Linked DNA regions of Homo sapiens: region 1 is linked to region 2. A link is an interaction called in ENCODE POLR2A ChIA-PET data of the cell type or tissue named here. Cell type or tissue: MCF 10A. All regions are shown on one strand. Each heading gives the region's core, and the rest is flanking DNA. Links, peaks and the distances in the headings are about the cores only. Region 1 has its middle 52 kb from the start of OSBPL11. Region 2 overlaps OSBPL11 (oxysterol binding protein like 11).

Evidence for each region. Peaks named below come from ENCODE experiments on the same cell type or tissue, not always from the same donor. Only the 100,000 strongest peaks of a DNase experiment are listed, where the experiment ranks them.
Region 1: POLR2A ChIA-PET joins it to region 2 with 6 read pairs; 11 of 35 experiments call an interaction of 5 or more read pairs at or near these places.

The regions. Positions count from the first base shown.
Region 1 is chr3:125,646,538-125,649,347 of GRCh38, reverse strand. No RefSeq gene overlaps it. Among named protein-coding and RNA genes, the nearest start is that of OSBPL11, 52 kb to the right of the region's middle. In MCF 10A, for the core only: no CTCF peak of the experiment used is centred there; DNase peaks (open chromatin) are centred at 1,007 and 1,537.
Region 2 is chr3:125,589,521-125,592,330 of GRCh38, reverse strand. The region is part of intron 1 of OSBPL11 (oxysterol binding protein like 11); the gene reads left to right. Among named protein-coding and RNA genes, the nearest start is that of OSBPL11, 4.6 kb to the left of the region's middle. In MCF 10A, for the core only: no CTCF peak of the experiment used is centred there; no DNase peak of the experiment used is centred there.

The DNA of each region.
Region 1 (2,810 bases), core at 292-2,791, 57 kb before region 2:
CAAGGGACCCTCCTTCTTCAGCCTCCTAAGCAGCTGGGACTACAGGCACATGCCAGAGTGCCCAGGTAATTTTTTAATTTTTTTTGTACAGATAAGATCTTGCTATATTGCCTAGGCTGGTCTTGAACTCCTGGCTTCAAATCATCCTCCCATCTTAGCCTCTTAAAGTGTGGGATGACAGGCATCAACCACCTCGCTGATGTACATGAGCCACAGGAAGTTGGTGTGCTTCACACAGGCCAGAGTGACCAGCAGCATCTTCATTCTGGCTATTGCATGCCAGGGGCTGGTGATGGTGCCTGTCTCCTGGATCATATTCAGAAAGGGTTTCCTTATGGACATTGCCAGCAACGTTGGCATCATGTGGCCACATGATCCAGCAGACCTGGAGGGTGGACAGTATCTCAGCTGGAGGAGAATGCAGGTGTCTCCAAGCCTTATCTTTTCTTTTTCTTTATTTTTACTTATTTATTTATTTATTTATTTATTTATTTATTTATTTTTGGTCACCTTTATTCTACATCTATGCCTATGCTTACCCAAGGCCTTATCTTTTATTCCTTTTGATTTTTTTGTTTTTTGTTTTGTTTTGTTTTGTTTTGTTTTGACATGAAGTCTCTCTGTGTCACCCAGGCTGGAGTGCAATGGTGCGATCTCGGCTCATTGCTACTTCTACCTCTCAGCTCAAGCAATTCTTGTACCTCAGCCTCCTGAGTAGCTGGGACTACAGGTACTTGCCACCACGCCTGGCTAATTTTTGTATTTTTAGTAGTGACAAGGTTTCACCATGTTGGTCACACTGCTCTCGAACTCCTGGCCTCACGTGATCCGCCTGCCTTGGCCTCCCAAAGTGCTGGGATTACAGGCATGAGCCACTGTCCCTGGCCCCAAGGTCTTGTCTTATAAATGGCCCTTCTGCTCTTAAGAATGTGAGAACTGGGTCAAAGGGACTTAGCTGACTTAGTTGCGAATGTGAAGGGTAGACAGATCCCACAATTCACGACCTGGGACCTCAGGCAAATGCAGATTGCTTAACCTCTATTGCCTCATCTATAAACTGGGGCCAATAATGTTCATGTGGCTGTTTGAGGGATTAAATGACTTAATAAATTTAAAGCAATTAGAGTAGCCTAGCATGAAGAAAGCCCCCCAAAATGTTAGCAATCATTACTTCCTTCAGATGAGAAGTTGGCCTTGGATAGCTTCTAATGTCCACCCTCTACGATGTTTTTGATAATGTTGTGATTTTTTTTCCCTTTCCCCTCACTTTGTGAGCCTGCCCTTTCCTATCCATTTCCGTAGCTAGTCCCCTGGTCCAGGGTTACATTCTTAGGCTTTTTGGGAAGAAACAAAGGAGAGCTTCCCATTGTCCCCCAAAGGGGATGTCTTGAACACCCCTACGTTTGCAGCCCTTTCTCTTAACGTCTCCTTTCAGCTCCTCCAACTCCCAGACTGTGTGGTTCTGCACAACAGTGAAGAAAATGTCAAGGAACCGAAACAAGCTGAGGCAGGTAAGGTCCCACCCCCTCCTCCTGACGCCACTCTTATGCCGGAGGCCTGACTCACCAGTCAGGCTGGTGCGCCTGCAGCACCTGCCCTGGGTTTGCCTTTGATCCCTCCCCTGCAGCCTGGCCACCAGGAAACAAAAATCTCCTCTCTGGGTTTTCTAGGCCTTACCTTTTGATTCAGGGCAGACCAGAACCCAGGAAACCCTGAACTCCAGATAGACATCTGAAGGGAGAGATGTCTTCACTCTGCCTCCAGGTCAGGTCTTCAGAACTATGCTTTGTCCTAACCTCACCTGACTGGTGGAGCACATCCAGCCTCGTGCTCCTTGTTTTCTGGACAGTTTCCTTTTGTTGTGTTTGATTTCCTTCTCTCAAGTAGTCACTCGGTTTCCATAGTGAATCCTGACTGGCATGCTAGAGTATACAAAAAATCTCTGAGCCTCCCAAGGTGAGTTCTAGCAGGCCTGAACACACACTTGAAAGGTTATGCTTCCCTTGCCTCCTGTTCCAGCTTCCTACCATCCAGACTACACAAATCAGCAAGTACCTCTTTCTAAATGTGTTTTTTTAATTATCAGGGTCTCTCTCTGTTGCCCAGGCTGGAGTGCAGTGGCACAGTCATAGCTCACTGCAGCCTCCAACTCCTGGGCTCAAGTGATCCTCCCACCTCAGCCTTCCAAGTAGCTGGGACTACAGGCGCATGCCACTACACCCAGCTAATTATTAAACTTTTTGTAGAGATGGGATCTCATTATGTTGCCCAGGCTGGTCTTGAACTCCTGGGCTCAAGCAATGCTCTCACCTCACCCTCCCAAAGCACCGGGATTATAGATGTGAGCCACACTGTGCCCAGCCCACATTTTGAAGGGTAATCAAGGTGTGGAATCCTAATTAGGGAAAAGGAGTCAGGCTGGTGGAATCAGGAGAAAGCAAAAAGAGAAAGCAGATAAGCTACAAGTCTGCCTTTCTTCACAGTCTAGGACACATAGCCCTCCTATGCAGATAACTCACACTCTTCCTGTGCCCAGCTATCACCAGACCCTTGGCTGATAGAAAATTGCAAGTTAGCTCACTGCAGCCTTGGCATTATCAGTATTGCACAAAGCCCTCTTCAGCCTACAGCATAAACACTATCCTATAAAACATCCAGCAAGCCTTTGTTTCTTTGTAGTCAGCTCCTCTCTTCCTGGCTGCCCATTGCTTTCTTGCAACGTATTTTCATACTTTCTCTAATAAATCTGCCTTTCTTTTCCTACAACTGTCTTGGCAAATTATTTTTCCCCCATGCCACCAGCCCAGATA
Region 2 (2,810 bases), core at 241-2,740:
AGCTCACCCAAAGTGTTGATCCTTAGCACTTTGGGGCGCTGAGGTGGGAGCATTACTTGAGCCCAGCAGTTTGAGACTAGCCTGGGCAACATAGAGAGACCCCATCTCTACAAAAAATTAAAAAATTAGCCAGGCATGGTGGCATGCCTACTCAGGAGGCTGAGGTGGAAGGATTGCTTGAGTTCTAGGCTCCAGTGAGCTGTGATTGTGCCACTGCACTCAAGCCTGGGTGACAGAGCAAGACCCTGTCTCAAAAATAGTTAAATAAATAGTTGTTTTCATGAAGTTTTAAAATAATTTGGTAGTTTTACAATTTAACTTTTTTTTTTGAGACAAGGTCTCTCTCTGTCTCCCAGGGTTGAGTGTGGTGTCTCCATCATAGCTCACTGCAGCCTTGAACTGCTAGGCTCAAGTGATCCTCCTATTCAGCTTCTGGAATAGCTGGGACTACAGGTGTACACCACCATGCCCAGCTAATTTTAAAATTTTTTTCTAGAGGCAGGATCTTGCGATGTTGCCCAGGCTCATATTTAACTTTTTAATCTATCTGGAATTTATTTTGAAATACAGTGTGAGATAGTGTATCTACTACTGCATTACAAATTACCCCCAAATTTAATATATTAGCAGCATTTATTATTTCATAGTGTCTTTGGGTCAGGAATCTCAGTGCAGCTTAGCTGGGTCTTCTGGCTCTGAGTCTTTCTTAAGACTGAACTGGGAAGGATTCATTTCCTAGCTGATTCATGAGACTCTTGGTGCAATTCAGTTCCTTTTGGCCCATTGGACAAAAAACTCAGTTCCTCATGAACTGATGGCCAGAGACCTCCTTTGTTCACTGGCCACATGGGCTTCTTCACAGAGCATCTTACAACTTGGCAGCTTGTTTCTTGAGAATGAGGAGGTAAGAGGACTAGAGAGTGCTACCTGGAGAGAAGTTAACAGTCTTTTGTAACCTAAGCACTGAGGTGAATTCACATCACTTTTCACTGTTCTTCAGAAACAAGTCCCACACAAGGGTGTGAGAATACCAGCAGGTGGGGATTATTGGGATTTATGCCAGAAAATGCCTAGGCAGTTAATATAATAGACTCAAGATTGTAAAGACTAGAGGGGAAAACGGACTTGGGGAGTCAAATTATGTATCTGGTTTTAGGTATGTCCAGCTAAAGTTGCCAGAATGTTTAAGTGTCTTATCTAGCCAGTCCTCAGAGATATGGAGTATTGGAAATGTAGATAATTGTCTTTACATTATCCAGAATGTTTTCACATCTGTTATCACATTTAATCCTCCCAACTCTGGAGGAAGATACAGCATTATTATTCCTGTTTTGCAGTTGAAGAAAACCTAAGTCTAAATGACAATATAGACTTAGGCAATATAGTACATGAAGTTATATATTGCATGTAGCTAAGGTTACATAGCTAGTAAGTGGGAGAACTTTTATTTCTAGATAGATATTTACATAGAGGTATTAAAAGTAGATAAACTCTCTAAAAGGAATGAATAATTATTGATAATAACTAGTTTGGTACATGGTTGGTTTTATGGTTTACTCATGTTCTAACTTATGTAGCAAATATTTTTGAGTCTCTACTATGTCTGAAGCACTCTTTTATTAATGCCAAATTAATGTGCACACCCAAAACAACGAAAGAATGAATTCTAAGGCTTATTTTAGGAGGATCATCAAAATAATCAGGAAAAGGAAGGGCATCAGTGGCATTTACAAAACAATCTCATGATGACCTTTTGAAAAAAAAAATTTTTTTTTTGAGACAGAGTCTGGTCCTCTTGTGCAGGCTGGAGTGCGGTGGCAGATCTTAGCTCACTGCAACCTCTGCCTCCCAGGTTCAAGTCCAAGCGATTCTCCTGCCTCAGCTTCCCAAGTAGCTGGGACCACAGGCACTTGCCACCACACCCGGCTGATTTTTGTATTTTTAGTAGAGATGAGGTTTCACCATGTTGGCCAGGCTGGTCTCAAACTCCTGACCTCAAGTGATCCACCCACTTCGGCCTCCTGAAGTACTAGGATTACAGGCGTGAGCCACCGTGCCTGGCCCTTTTGAAAAATTAAACTTAAGAACTTAATTTATTAGATTAGCCTTGTATTTTCTTGTTTCCAGAGTAATTTATATTCATATGATGTGAGCTTTCTTTACCATTTACAGAGAAGATAGATTTCCCAGTTCTGGGTCTTTCCTTCCTTTTTCATAGTGAATATTCACACTTTATAAAATATGCATGTTTTCATTATTTTTGTATTCTTCATGTCAGCTTGTAGAGAAATTCACAAATCTGCAAATATGCCACCTGCTTATTAAAATGGGCAGAAGAGAACTATTCAAAAGAGGAACTGAAAGACAAACCAGGGTGTTTGATGGCCTGCTTTTTTTTAAAATTTTGAGCTCCTCACTGGCTAATCATATTAACAGATAAATCTATTTTCCTCATTAGCAAACAGCTATACTTTTCAGTAAATGTGTAAAAGTCTGCAAATGTGTAGTATAGAAATAATTTTTGTGGTCAGACCACAATAATTTTGTGGTTTCTTCCACTGTCAATACTATTATAAGGAAAAGTGCCTGTTCGCGGATGGGAAAATGAGATTGGCCTAAATATAAATGAATGTTCATGGTCTTAGAGGTTTTACCTCTTCTTCTGAGTTGATTTGAAGAAAAAGTCATAAATGTCTGCTTTTTTTTTTTTTTTCCTCTGCAGGGGTTAAAGGAAAATTGATACATATTTCTACACTCTAGTTTTTGTTTTCTGTATCTGACATCTGCTATAGATGCTGGTAAAAACAAGA